Linked DNA regions of Homo sapiens: region 1 is linked to region 2. Evidence: chromatin loops called from intact Hi-C (ENCODE). Cell type or tissue: CD4-positive, alpha-beta T cell. All regions are shown on one strand. Each heading gives the region's core, and the rest is flanking DNA. Links, peaks and the distances in the headings are about the cores only.

Region 1 (7,735 bases), core at 2,806-5,305, 57 kb before region 2:
TTATTTTTTATTTCTTTTGAGATGGAGTCTCACTCTGTCACCCAGGCTGGAGTGCAGTGGCACGATCTTGGCTCACTGCAATCTCCGCCTCCCCAGTTCAAGTGATTCTCCTGCCTCAGCCTCCCGAGTAGCTGGGACTACAGGCATGCGCCACCACTCTTGGCTAATTTTTGTATTTTTAGTAGCAACGGGGTTTCACCATGTTGGCCAGGCTGGTCTCGAACTCCTGACCTCAGGTTATCCACCAGCCTTGGCCCCCCAAAGTGCTGGGATTATAGGCATAAAGTACCGTGCCTGGCTGGGCTGTGCTTTTTCGATTTGGTACCATGTGCTTGGTCCACATGTTAAAAAAAATTGTTAAAAGATTATATATTTTTAAAAAGATTATATTTAGGTTCACAAGCCACAAGATAGCAAAAGAATCTGCTGGATATTTTCTGTCTCCTCTCAGCGGCCTTCTTACACATAGATGTTGGTTGTATTCTTCCTCCGTCAGGGCTTCTAAACCCATCAATGGTGAAAGACCAGTTTTGTTTTGCTTTTTATTTCTCCAAAGGCTTATAGACTGATACTTTAGTACAATCAATAAAAATGAATTACTGGTAAAATGAAATTAAAAAACAACAGAAACATACAAAATTCAAGGTCCAATTTAAAAATTATTAGATGGAGCAGACATACCATTCCTCTGTCAAATTGCTTTTAACCAGTGGTTAGTGGTTCTCAACCAGGAAGAGGCAGGGAGGGCTCTTGATTTTGCCCCTCCACCTCTGAGGACATTTGACAATAGCAGAGACGTTTTTGCTTGTCCCCCCTGGGGAGGGGGATGCTACTAGCATCTCATGGGCAGAAGCCAGAGATGCTCAGAAGCATCTGACAGTGCAAAGGACGGCCCCCACAACAAAGAATTATTGGGCCCCAAATCAGTAGTGCCAAGGTTGAAGAATCCTGCCTTAAAAGTTTCTACATTGCTAATCTCAGTTTTTTGTATTTATCTCTTGGCAGAATGGTAACATTTTTGGACTGTGGTCCACAGACCACATTTTGAGACGACTGCCCTTACATACTTGAACTCTGACCCAGTAAGGTTGCCAGACAAAACACAACTGGATTCTCTAATCCTTTAACTTTGTAAGGCTTCTGGATAAACAAAATAAGAATGAGCACAAGGGAATGAAGCTTAGTGATGTAATCAAATGAAACATAAATTATTCTCTGCAGTCTGCAGGACTGGGGCTTAAAGCCTAGCTTTGTTACTTCTTAGCTGTGTGAGCTTGGGAAAGCTATTTTTAAAAAATCTTTTAATTTGATTTTTTTTTTTTTGAGACGAAGTCTTGCTCTGTCACCCAGGCTGGAGTGTAGTGGCATGATCTCGGCTCACTGCAATCTCCAACTCGCTGGTTCAAGTGATTCTCCTCCCTCAGCTTCCCAAGTAGCTGGGACTACAGGTGTGTGCCACCACGCCCCGCTAATTTTTGTATTTTTAGTAGAGATGGGATTTCATCATGATGGCCAGACTGGTCTCAAACTCCTGACCTCAGGTGACCCACCCACCTTAGCCTCCCAAAGTACTGGGATTATAAGCGTGAGCCACTGCACCTGGCCTGGTTTTTAATTAAAAAAAAATTTTTTTTGGTGGAGATGGTGGGGGGAGGTGTCTCACTATGTTGCCCAGGCAGGTCTTGAACTCCTGACCTTAAATGATCCTCCCGCCTCAGCCTCCCAAAGTGCTGGGATTACAGGCGTGAGTCATTGAGCAAGGCTGGGAAAGCTATTTAATATCTTCAGACTGTCATTTTCCCCTCTGTGGAGTGGGGATAATGCCCTCTTCCTATGGCTGTGCGAGGATAAGTGTGATTTTTGGTATGGAGAGCGCCTAACCCACAGAGGCACCTGATAGTTGAACCTCTCCGTCAAAGGTCACTGAGAGCCCCAGAGCGTTCTTCTCAGTCTTTTTATTTCTGCAGTGGAGCCCGAGGCAACACCCCTCACATTTCCTCCTCCTTCTCCGAAGAGTGGGGCTCACCAGGAACTTTGAACTGCCAGGTACCTGAGTGAAGGGCAGGTCCTAACTCTTCAGAGACGATTCCAGGAAGCTGCTTTGTAAAGTGGAAAGTGTGATGCAAATGTTAGGAATCGCTTCGTTGGTTTCACTGATATTGACTGGGCCCCTACTAGATGCCCTTAATATAAAGCAGTGGCAGGCTGGGCATGGTGGCTCACATCTGTAATTCCAGCACTTTGGGAGGCTGAGGTGGGTGGATCACCTGAGGTCAGGAGTTCAAGACCAGCCTGGCCAACATGGTGAAATCCCATCTCTACTAAAAATACAAAAATTAGTGGGGCATGGTGACAGGCACCTGTAGTCCCTGCCATTTGGGAGGCTGAGGCAGGAGAATTGCTTGAACCCGGGACGCGGAGGTTGTAATGAGCCAAGGTTGCACCACTGCACTCCAGACTCCATCTCAAAAAAAAAAAGAAAAAAAAAAAAAAGAAAAGCAGAACTAGGCTCCCATTTGTTCACGGGTATTAAATAAAAATGATCAGGGAGGAGGGGAAAAGACGATTCACAAAGGAGCTTCTAGTCTGAGTTATAAGGTAGCCACAGTGCAGTCAGCTCAGGCATTGGCAGGAACTACTGGGGGGATGTCACCCAACAAATTCCACCTTCACCTTAAAAAGTAACTGTCCAGCTGGTCCTTGCCTTCCTGTCCAGACCCGGAGCAGTGGGGCCCATGCACCTGGCACCTGACTTGCTGCAGGGAACCACAACAGCGTGTTCCTGTTCTAGGAACTGGGAGAGGGGTGAAGGGTGGCTGTGGGCCCAGCTGGAATGCTGGCCTCAGTGGAGGAGGTGCAGAAATGCCTGGGCAAGGCCAGGGGCAGACCCTCCCATCAGCGGGGAAAGGCCCTTGGCAGGTGGCACCAGAGGGGGCCACATGGTAGTGTGCCCAAACAGGGGCCCAATAAAGTCTTTACTTCCCTAGCTCTCTTTCTTGAGAATACTTCCCTCTGTGTCATAATTGGAATGTGTGAGTCATGCTCTCAATCTCCGAAAACTCAGTGCTCTTGGTTTGTCTGAGTCCGCAGCAGGTGCTGCGGGGGAGGCTGCGGGAAGCTGAGGACTTGCAGCCACTGAGGCCAGAGCTTCCCTGGACAGCACCGAGGCATGAACGGCATTGCACCGAAGACAGGGCTGGGTGGGGAGAGGTATGGCTACAGAACACACCTGTTAACTACCGGTAGCTTTCTGGGGGCAGAATCTGTCTGTCTCAAGCCCCCCAGGATTGCAGCCACCTCTCCCATCGCAGTCCCGCCACTGCTTCTGCTGCCAGGCAGGGCCTGGAGATATGGCTCTTGGCCACCTTTAGTACACAAGGTGCAGGCAGGCCCTGATAATGAAGAGAATTAAGACAGTTTCTCTCCCACAGACACTCACAGCCTAGACGAGGAGATGAACCATCAACAAATAATTTAACAAAGATTTGGGAACAGAGTGGCAGAAGCTATTCCTCTGCCCAGGAACAAAGAATCATTCCTTTCTGTTTCCATGTGGGCTCCTGACACAGATACTCAACAAGCAGAGCCAACATGATTGATCTTACGCCCTGATTATGTGGCAAACATGTTTGCATTTTACGATTGTTCATTTTAATTCGTATTATCAGGTTTTGCTACCATGGCAGAACATAACGGTCTTAAACCCTGCATGTTAATCCCAGTTATCCAAGACTTCCCATGATACACTATAAAAATGTCTTTTTACCCCGCACATGCTTATGTCACTATCTTATATCTTATACAATGTGCCTTTCATTTCTAAAAGCAATTCATTCACATAAATGTTCCTGCAGATTGTTAAAGCCTTAGACTCTGGGACCAGGCATAATTGGAGAACGAATCAGATGTATGTTTCAAAGAAACAACCCCAACACATATCCAAACGACATTTAAGATTTCTTCCTATTTCACAGGAGATGACTTACGAGTGAACACTCACCCTTTTTTGGTATGTTAGTCTCATATTACCTTTTGCTATTAAACCAGGCATGGGTACACTTTCCAGGGCTGAGCTTTATTGCACATGAGCCCTGTGACTCAACTTTGCCATAACCAGGTATTTTGGGGGCTTTTAAAAGTATGAAGACATTGCTAAGATTAGTAAAAACAGAACCTTCAAAGTCATGAACACTGAAAGTACAGAAATAAATCATTTTAGCTTTTGATGGTTTGATGAAACTTTCTATTCACTGGCTTCCTAATTCATAAGCATCAAAGTAAAGGAAATTGTGGTGACATGATTTTGCAGTCATAATTTCTGAGCCTCAGAAATGCATTCAGCTGAATCGAATGTAGTATCTTTCTTTTAATTTGAAATGGGTAAAATACAGATCCACAGTTTAAGAATCAAATTCAGTTTAACAATTGGAAAGAACCTTTGAGAAACTGTGTTCCAAACACATTTTACAGGTGAATACTATCAGAATACAACCGGTTGAGGACCAGGCAGGCCCCTTAACTTCCCCAGGGCTCAGCTTCCTGATCTGTAAAGTTAGGGGCTGGGCTGTATGAACCCCTAAATCCCGTTTCACCTCAAACGTATTTCAGGATTCTAGTAAAAAGGTGCTGAATGAACGAAGCTAATCCCGAGAGAGACTTGGATTTGCCTGAGATCATGCAGTTAGTCAGGGACAGACACACATCCTCTGACTCCCGGCCATTGCTCTTTATAGAGAACAGGTTTAGAGTAAAGATCTTGAATTAAAAAAAAAATTACACAGAGATTAATGAACAGAACACCTTATAAAAAAAAAACAACACACAACTCTATATGAAAACCAAGTCACGCAAACTTCTGAGCAATATGTTTCAGTAACCTGCACTTTTAAATCATAGACTGGCAGCTATGATTTAAGCACCCTTAGACATCCAGCTTGTGTCCCTGGCATGACCAGGTATGCACTGGAGGAATGTCAGCCAGTGTACTGGCTTCTTCTGTTACATCATGAACTTCTCCAAAATGGAGAGACAACAATTCATTATACCATGATCTCTCATTATAGATTGAATTGTATCCCCCAAAACGACATGTTGAGGCCCTGACCTCCACTACTGTATCTGTGAAGGGGACCTTATTTGGAAATAGGGTCTTTGTGATGTAATCAAATTAAGATGAAGTCATTGGGGGGTGGGGGTGCTAATCCAGTATGACTGATGTCATTATAAGAAGAGGGAAATTTGGACACAGGGAGAAGACGGCCACATGAAGATTGAGGCAGAGATTGGAGTGATGCTGCCACAAACTAGGGAATGCCCGGGGCTACCAGAAGCTGCAACAGACGAAAAAAGGGTCCTCCCCTAGAGCCCTCAGAAAGAGCATGGTCCTGCCAACACCTTGATTTTAGACTGTTAGCCTTTAGAACTGTAACACAATGAAATCGTGCTGTTTTAAGCCACACAGCGTGATACCTTGTTATAGCAGCTCCAGCAAACAAATACACCTCTCATGTCTCTGTTGGGTTGACTGGGCTCACTGGAGTCCTTCTCACTCAGGGTACTGCAGAGAGTGGCTGGAGCTGGCATCACCTGAAGGCTCAACAGGGCTGCATCCAAGATGATGCACTCACATGGCTGCAGTTGATGCCGTCACTGGCTGGGGGCTCAGCTAGGGTGTGGACCAGCTCATGGCCTCTCTGTGGTGTGGAATTATCAAAGCATGGCAGTGTCACTCCAAAGAGGCAGGAAGTAGAGACTGCTGTGCCAGTAAGGCCCTGGCTGGGAATGGGTGTGGCATCTGTTCTGCTACCTTCTATTAGTCAAACCCATTAAGGAGGTGTAGCAAGGTGAATGCAGAAAAGCATGTGAGTTGGGAGAAAGTGCTGAGCCATGATTGGAACATACAATCCAGCTCAACAATGTTTAATAGGATAAGTGAATGTGAACCTACTAGAAATCATGTAATTCACTGTTAAGCCAAAATATTAGTGGATTTAGAAAGTTATTTGAGATATTCGGAGCCATTGCTTCCCTCTGTTCTTTTTTTTTTTTTTTTTTTTTTTTTTTTTTTGAGATGGAGTCTCACTCTGTCACCCAGGCTGGAGTGCAGTGGCACGATCTAGGCTCACTGCAAGCTCCGCCTCCCAAGCTCAAGCGACTCTCCTGCCTCAGCCTCCTGAGTAGCTGGGACTATAGGTGCATGCCACCATGCCCTGCTAATTTTTGTATTTTTAGCAGAGATGGGATTTCACCATGTTGGCCAGGCTGGTCTTAAACTCCTCACCCGCCTCTGCCTCCCAAAGTGCTGGGATTACAAGCCTGAGCCACCATGACCGGCCCCTCTGTTCATATTGATTAACAAGATTAGGTTGTAGAAAACATGATTCCTCAGGACAGTTACTGATATACTGGGACCCAGAAGAGCTACTGCAGCCCCCAAGGGTTCTATATGACAAGGAGGGCTTCTTCAAACCAGTTTTCCCCCCAGAATCTTCATCACCCCTGAATCACAGCTCAGGAGACTGGAAGAGATACTTCCTCTCCCTGCTTGGAATCATTTGTTACAACTGTTATACTATGTTCAGTGATCCCCTAGCTGATGGGGAAAGATTCTCCCTGAAGCACCTAGCAATTCCTTAGTCAGCATGCCTTTGTTAAATGCTTTCTGGGGGTCAGCATTGTGTTGGCTGTTGATGCCTGCAGTCTTGAGAGATGGAGCTGTGAAAACTTCTGTATTCCCCCTCTTTCTTTCTCCTTTCTGAACTGTAGGAGGTGTGGGAGCTCTGAGTCTTGGAGCCATTTGTGTCATGTCTCTGTCTTTAGATATTCTTTTTCCCACTGTGTGGGCCTGAGGAGGCCCCTGGAGGCTGCAGCAGTGAGGCTGGACCATCTTGGTTATCTGGTTCCCTTTCCTCTGACAGGGTAGGTGAGCTTTTTATGAGCTGGAAGGTCTCAGGTGGTGCTAGCACCTGCAAGGACCACCCTCTGGAAGACAGATTCCTGCTACCTGTTTGGGGGAGGATGTTTAGAAGAAAGAAAGGCTGCTTAGAAGGGTGCCAGAAACAGGTGCTTAGAAGAGAGAATGGTGCAGCAACCATTTGGAGAGGGCTGCTTTTGGGTTCTTGCTCTCCTTGTGGGGTGGGGGTGGGGGATTGTGAGGCTGTGGCTTTTTTTTGTTGTTGTTGTTATTTTTGAGCTGGAGTCTCACTCTGTCACCCAGGCTGGAGTGCAGTGGCATGATTTCGGCTCACTGCAACCTCCACCTTCCAGGTTCATGCAATTCTCCTGCCTTAGCCTCCTGAGTAGCTGGGATTACAGGTGCCTGCCACCCCGCCCGGCTAAATTTTGTATTTTTAGTAGAGACGGGGTTTCACCATGTTGGCCAGGCTGGCCTTGAACTCCTGACCTCAGGTGATCCGCCTGCCTCGGCCTCCCAAAGTGCTGGGATTACAGGTGTGAGCCACAGTGCCCAGCCGGGGCAGTGGCTTTCATATTGTACATGTTCAAGCCCTTGAAGACCTTTGGTGGCATCAGGGACCACCCAAAGGGAGGAGTGAGTTAAGAAGGGGGGGAAACTTTGGACCCCTTATTTAATTTTTTTTTAAACAGACTTTATGTTTTTAGAGCCTTTTTAGGTTCACAGCAAAATTCAGTAGAAAGTGGAAGCTTCCCATATACTCCCTGCCCTTTGCCCCACTCCCCCAGCCTCCTACACCATCAACATCTTGCATCAGAGCGG
Region 2 (7,735 bases), core at 3,158-5,657:
AAACAATAGCCAGACATGGTAGTGTGCACATGTGGTCCCAGCTACCTGGGAAGTTGAGATGAGAGGATCACCTAAGCCCAGGAGGGCGAGGCTGTAGTGAGCCGTGATTGCGCCAGTGCACTTCAGCCAGGGCCAGAGTGAGACCTTGTCTCAAAAAAATAAAATAAAATAAAAGTAAATTGTAAAAAACTCTTTAGTTTTTCATTTCTATTATGTTAAATGTTAATAGCTATAACACATATAAACTAAACAGGTCATGAGACCAAAATGCTGAAGAATGGTGTTAATGGTGTTCTTACTTACTTTGAATTACCGTTTTTATTTTTCTATGCTAGCTAATTACTATGTGAATAATTAACCTCAATGAAGTTCTGTATTCTCTGTTGTAGCAGTGGCTGATTTAGGGCTCAGTTGTCTTTTGACCTGTTCTTCCTTCTCATATGATTGCATCTCGATTTTTAATTTTAGACTTAGTTTTTAATTCTAAAATTAAAAATCTTTTTTTTTTTTTCTTCTATGCCCACTGCTGTCAACCCAGTCAGGGCCCTTATCACTTTATTCTTGAATTACTTCAGTTCTCCATTTTTTTTCTCATGTGGTGTTTTTCAAACTTGAGTGTTGATTGGAATCCCAGGGTTAATTCAACTTTAATTTTATGAATATGATTTCATATAAGTTCCTTATGATAAAACCAGAGCAGATTTACAAATTAAATATAGACCATCAAATTAGCTGTACATATTTAAGGATGAGATTTTGTTAAAACCAAATAGTCAATGTTAGAGCTTATAGAATGGCATAGCCTCAGGATCAGCTTTATAATCAGTTTTTTTAAATTTGGCTTGATAATACTAACAGAGAATGGCTATTTGCATAAATATGTTTTATAAAATGGTGTTAACTTTTAGTCTTTGTTCAGGATAATGAGACCTACTAGTTAACCAGAACGGGGCCAGCAAGCAACTCTTGAATGCTAGTTTTAATGCCTGATCAAAATTCTGTAAAGCTGTGTTGATCACTGAGGCGTTGCGGATATACTGAGCCTGCATTAAGTGGATATTTAATCTAATTATTTCTGGAATCTTTACCAGAAAACATGCTCTTACATAGTTTGCTCCTGGGTTTGCTGTTGGTGAACTGCCGTTGGTTGGTGGGATCTCTGTGTCCCATGGGCTTTGCCACACAGCTGGGGCTCTGAGTACTTCAGCTCACATTCCTTTGTTTGCCACCCTTGCCTTAACTCACTTACCTGTATTGTTTTTTCTCCCATAGCACTCAACATCATCTTACATGTAAACATTTTACTTTGTTGTTGTTGTTGTTGTTGTTGTTGTTGTTTTTGAGACAGAGTCTTGCTCTGTTGCCCAGGCTGGTGCAGTGGCACATCTTGGCTCACTGAAATCCCTGCTTCCTGGGCTCAAGTGATTCTCATGCCTCAGCCTCCTTAGTAGCCGGGACTACAGGTGTGTGCCACCACTCCTGGCTAATTTTTGTATTTTTAGTAGAGACGGGGTTTCACCGTCTTGGCCAGGCTGGTCTTGAACTCCTGGCCTCAGGTCATCCACCTGCTTCAGCCTCCCAAAGTGCTGGGATCACAGGCATGAGCTACTGCACCTGACACTTTGTTTTTAACTGTTTCTGTCCAACTAGATTTTAAGCTGTATAAGGGCACAGATTTTTAATTGTTAATTGCTAAGTCTTCAGTTTCTATTGTAGTCTCTGGCTTGTATTAGATGCTCAATAAATATTTGTTGACTTAATGAATGCATATTAACCCTTCTTTTCTTTATTCAACTGCAAACTCAAATACTCTTTTCTGAGTTGTGTGCTCTCACTGTGGGTAAAGACCAGTTTTTCTCTTCATTTTAAACACAACTAAACTGGCCCTGAATTGTATAGAATCCTTTTGATTTGTTGTTTGATCAGTACAAGTTCAGTCAGTGGCACAGTTACTTCCCTTGATTCAGATTCTGTAGAAGCCTAAAAGTGCATTATCTCTTCAAGTAGACATGTCATCATATAGGCTGCTATGGAGATCTTTTTTTTTCCTTTTAAATTGTTTGTGTAACAGTTTCTGTTTTAAAACAGTGGAATTACCAGCCTGGACACTATAGTGAGACACTTTCTCTACAAAAAATAAATTAAAAAAAATTAGCTGGGTGTGGTGGAGTACACCTGTAGTCCCCAGCTACTCGAGAGGCTGAGGCAGAAAGATTGCCTGAGCCCAGGAATTTGAGGCTTCAGTGAGTTGGGATTGCATCACTGCACTCCAGCCTGGACGACAGAGTGAGACCTTGTCCCTTCCAAAAAAATTGAAAAAGTAGAATTATATTTGGGAGTTTTTTTCCTCAAATTCCTTTGAAGTTAAGATTTATAAAAGTATGGGAGGCCAAGCTGGGATTATCATTTGGGCCCAGATGTTCCAGGCTGCAGTGAGCTACGGTCGGGCCACGGAACTCCAGCCTGGGGAACAGAGTGAGCCCTGCCTCAAAATAATAATAAAAATAATAATAATAGTACAAGCTCTCTTAATTACTACCTGTTTTTTTTTTGAGACAGAGTCTTGCTCTGTCACCCAGGCTGGAGTGCAGTGGCGCTATCTAGGCTCATTGCAAGCTCTGCCTCCCGGGTTCACGCCATTCTCCTGCCTCAGCCTCCCGAGTAGCTGGGACTACAGGTGCCCGCCACCACGCCTGGCTAATTTTTTGTATTTTTAGTAGAGATGGGGTTTCACCTTGTTAGCAAGAATGGTCTCGATCTCCTGACCTCGTGATCTGCCTGCCTTGGCCTCCCAAAGTGCTGGGATTATAGGCGTGAGCCACTGCGCCTGGCCACTACCTGTTTTTTTTTTTAATCCTATGTTTTTAAATAATTCTAATCATCTATTCATATTTTTTGTTTCTCCTATTTAACATTTTATGTAACATTTTTAGATTTTAAAATTTGTTTCTGTTATCACTTCTAAAAGTGAATGTTATTTTTAAAAATGAATGCCTTTACATTGGGTTGTTATGTAACCTAATTTGCTTTAACAAATAACTTTATTTTGGAGTAATTTTATTTTTAATTATTTATTTATTTATTTATTTATTTGGGACGGAGTCTCGCTCTGTCGCCCAGGCTGGAATGCAGAGGTGCGATCTCTGCTCACTGCAGCCTCCACCTCCTGGGTTCAAGCAATTCTCCTGCCTTAGCCTCCCAAGTAGCTGGGATTACAGGTGCTCGCCATCATGCCCAGCTAATTTTTGTATTTTTAGTAGAGACTGGGTTTCACCATATTGGCCAGGCTGCTCTTGAACTCCTGACTTACGTGATCCGCCTGCCTCAGCCTCCCAAAGTGCTGGGATTAACAAGCATGAGCCACTGCACCTGGCCTATTTTGGAATACTTTTGGATTTATATAGCCATGGTATATTTGTTAAAACTAAGAAATCAGTATCAGTATGTTGTCATTAACTAAACTCAAGACTTTATTTGGATTTTGCCAGTTATTCCACTAATGTCTTTCTTTGGTTGGTTGGTTGGTTGGTTTCAGGATCCAATCCAAGATACCACAGTTCATTTAGTTATCATGTCTCCTAAGTTTTTCTGATCTGTGGTTGTTCTCAGCATTTCCTTATTTTTCATGACCTCTTAATCGTTTTAAAGTGTATTGGTCAGATGTTTTGTAAGAATGTCCTTTGATTTCGGCTTATCGGATGTTTTCTTATGATTAGGCTGAAGTTATGGGTTGAGGTCTGGGGGAAGGATACCACAGAGGTGAAATCCCCATCTCATTTCATCACATCGGGGAGTACATAATGACAGCAGTACTTACCATTGCTCATGTTAATGGTTATGGTTTTTTTTCACAGAAACATTACTGTTTCCCTTTCCAGACTCTTCTTTGGAAGTGAATCATTGAATCTAGCTCACGCTCAGGGGGAAGGAAATTGAATTCTCCCTCCCAGAATGGGGACATACACTCATGTATCAGTTGGAATTCTTGTCAGGAGAGTTGTTCCTTCTCCTCCAGTTGTTTATTTAATCACTTATTTATATCATAGACTCATGAATAATTATTTTATTCTGTTATAATACTGTTATGATTTACTCTGCTGCTCAAATTATTCCAGCTTTGGCCACTGAGAGTTTCTTCTGTTTGCTTCCAGTCTCGGACCTATCCGTCTCCTTTCATCTTTGGAGCATTTCCCTTCTTCTACTGGCTTGCCTTGTAGTTTCCCTGTCCCAACCCTAGAATCAGCTGTTTCTGCAGACCCTGCTTCCTTGTATTTATTGGAAGGTGGTATTTAGAAACAAAAGTCTTGGGTGCAGGGTATGCTTATTTTATTGCTCCTGGGGTGTCACTGCTTCCAGGCCCTCTGTTGGACAGACCCTGGAAATGCAGGTATTTCAGCTAACCTGCATGTGCATACATACCTACGTTTCTGTATCTATCCGCATATATTTTAAAATACACGTGAGTTCATATTGATATATCTGACTAATTCATCACCACCTCTTGCTTATTTGTAACTTCTTTCTGTGACATTGAGAAACTTGGCACACATTATCTACATTTTATTTACTTATTTGTTTAACCCTAGTGTACATGTAGAGTATTTTCAGAATTACAGACTGGTACCCTTATGAGAAACAAATTTACCAGCTAGAGTACAGAGTAGATTGTCCAAAGTTCTGTAGATTAGCTCCCCCCGACCTCCTGCTCCTTCCATGAGATTATCTCATAAAATTATAATACTGTTAGACTTGCTGTATAGTTTGCATTCTATCCTGAGATCCCCTGACATCCTGTTTTGTTTTTATTTGCATACAGTTTACCATTTAAAAAAAGTCTTTATATTGAGTTGTTAACTTTTTAATATAAATGTTGTAATTCCTGATATTACTCATCTGCCATTTATGTAGTTGATAGTCACTACTTTTTTTTTTTTTTTTTTTTTTTTGAGATGGAGTCTTGCTCTGTCGCCTAGGCTGGAGTGCAGTGACGTGTTCTCAGCTCACTGCAACCTCCGCCTCCTAGGTTCAAGCGATTCTCCTGCCTCAGCCTCCTGAGTAGCTGGGATTACAGGCGTGCATCACCACGCCCGGATAATTTTTGTATTTTTAGTAGAGACGGGGTTTCACCATGTTGGGCAGGCTGGTCTTGAACTCTTGACCTCATGATCCACCTGCCTCGGTCTCCCAAAGTGCTGGGATTACAGGCGGGAGCCACAGCGCCCACCTGATAGCCACTACTTTTTTAATGCTGATATAGTGCTTACCATCTGTCAGGCACTGTCTATGCACCGTAAATAAATTTACTTCTCACAATGACTCTGAGGTGGAGGCTCTTGAATTAGCCTTTTTTCATGAGGAGAGTGAGGCACAAAGATGTGCAGTAACTTGGCCAACTTCACACCCAGCTGCTAAGTGGGAGAACTTGGATCTGAACCCAGGGAATGAGCTTTGGAGTCCAAACTCTTGCTTTTTGTTTAATGCTGTGTATAGGACTTAGAATTAATACAACTAACTCTTCTCTTATTAGTTTAGTTTATTACTTGGAATTTGGTGTGAAATAGAGAGTGCTGCTACCCCAATTCTTTGCCCCATGTGTGTAACAGGCATTATTAATCATGACAGCACTCTCTCTGCTGAGCTAGAACATGGCCTGGCCTAAGGCCAATAATCCTTATGGACACAACCCTCAAAGTGGTTGTATGAGATGAACTCTCCTTGCCATCTCTGATCTTGTCTGTTTTGAATCCTGATTCTAGTGCCCAGTGCATGGCACTGCGTGCCTGCTTCTCCTGGATTCCTCTCTCATGGTCTTCCTTTTTACAGGGACAGGTTTTCTATATTCCCCCTCAGGCATAGGATCTGTTTCTCTTAAGTAATTAATTTTTATCACTTACCAATAATTTAACATCTATATGTCTAAGTTCTCTTTATATTGTTTTTCTTATCCTTACCTACAAAATCTCATTTACCATTGATTTAAATTTCAGTATATTGAAACAATGGATTGTAACATTAAAAATAAATGAAATTGCCAAATGATACTAACAGCTGCCTTCAAAGCATTTAAACATACAAACAGGCACTATTGAAGACTGGAGAGTTATCAAAATTGGCAATTTTTTGGCAGTCTTGCTGTGAAGTAAACATTTTTAAAAGGAAGGACATTGAGAATATTGTAATCATATTACTTACATCTTGTTGGGTTTGGATTTGACCTTACATAGCCTGGTATTCAGTTAAGAGTCAAAGTTGCTGCTATTAATTTAGTTGAGAAGGATAAATAGTACATGTAGTTTATTGTTTTCTTTAGAGAAATAGAAACAGAAACATTTATTTGGCCAGACCAAATAGGTGGTCATTCCCTTGATTTAGCAAATCCTTGAGGTAGAATTTTTTTTTTTTTTTTTTGAGACGGAGTCTCACTGTGTCGCCCAGGCTGGAATGCAGTGGCACGATCTCGGCTCACTGCAAGCTCTGCCTCCCGGGTTCACGCCATTCTCCTGCCTCAGCATCCCGAGTAGCTGGGACTACAGGTGCCCGCCACCACGCCTGGCTAATTTTTTGTATTTTTAGTAGAGACGGGGTTTCACTGTGTTAGTCTCGATCTCCTGACCTCATGATCTGCCCATCTTGGCCTCCCAAAGTGCTGGGATTATTGGCGTGAGCCACCGCGCCTCCCGGTAGAATTTTTAAAGAAGCAATAAGGGCTCTGACAATACCTATGGGACTTTTTTCAAATTATTCAGTTATTGGCAGCTGGGTAAAGAGGGACAGGAATGTCTGATTTAGGTAAATACCTCTCACAAGTGGAGTAGGGGCGTATCTGGTAGAGAACAGTGCTGATTCCTTGGACTTGTGTGGCCTGGCCACCTGAGAGGTAGGTAGGAAGGTGTGTCTTGGCCATGTCCTGGGGCCTCTGTAAACCTGAGAGGATGGAGGAAGCTCTACTTTTTCTGACGATGCTGTTGGTGATAATGAAGTAGGCTATGAGAGCCCATCTTCCATTAATTCAGATGTTCCTATACAGTTGGCCCTCTGTAAATGGGATTCTACATTTGTAGATTCAGCCAACTGTGGGTAAAAATACTTGAAAAGAAACAAAAGTGTGTGTACTGAACATGTACATACTTTTTTCTTGCCATTATTCCCTAAACATAATAGTTTAACAACTATTTATGTAATATTTACATTGTATTAGGTATTTAGTAATCTAGAGATGGTTTTAAAGCAGGGGTCCCTAGTCCCCAGGCCGTGGACTGGTACCCGTCTGTGGCCCGTTAGGAACTGGGCTGTACAGCAGGAGGTGAGCTCCGCCTCCTGTCAGATTGGCAGCAGCATTAGATTCTCACGGAAGCGTGAACCCTATTGTAAGCTGCACACGTGAGGGATCTAGGTTGCACACTCCTTAAAAGAATCTTTTTTTTTTGGAGACGGAGTCTCGTCTCACTGTGTTGCCTAGGCTGGAGTGCAGTGGCATGATCCTGGCTCACCTCAACCTCTGCCTCCCAGGTTCAAGTGATTCTCCTGCCTCAGCTTCCTGAGTAGCTGGGATTACAGGCACCTGCCTCCACACCCAGCTAATTTTTGTATTTTTAGTAGAAACAGGGTTTTACCATGTTGGCCAGACTGGTCTCGAATTCCTGACCTCAAGTGATCTGCCTGCCTTGGCCTCCCAAAGTGCTGGGATATGAGCCACCATGCCTGGCCATCCTTATGAGAATCTAACTAATGCCTG

Evidence for each region. A loop is a pair of places that touch in the nucleus more often than their neighbours do. Peaks named below come from ENCODE experiments on the same cell type or tissue, not always from the same donor. Only the 100,000 strongest peaks of a DNase experiment are listed, where the experiment ranks them.
Region 1: it touches region 2 in a loop (4-fold over the local background); 2 of 110 quality-filtered maps call a loop at or near these places.

The regions. Positions count from the first base shown.
Region 1 is chr7:148,909,773-148,917,507 of GRCh38, reverse strand. No RefSeq gene overlaps it. Among named protein-coding and RNA genes, the nearest start is that of EZH2, 29 kb to the right of the region's middle. In CD4-positive, alpha-beta T cell, for the core only: no CTCF peak of the experiment used is centred there; a DNase peak (open chromatin) is centred at 4,287; H3K4me3 peaks cover 1,289 bases; H3K27ac peaks cover 2,317 bases.
Region 2 is chr7:148,853,109-148,860,843 of GRCh38, reverse strand. All of the region lies in intron 1 of EZH2 (enhancer of zeste 2 polycomb repressive complex 2 subunit), which reads left to right. Among named protein-coding and RNA genes, the nearest start is that of EZH2, 27 kb to the left of the region's middle. In CD4-positive, alpha-beta T cell, for the core only: CTCF peaks have their summits at 4,164 and 4,366; DNase peaks (open chromatin) are centred at 3,783 and 4,363.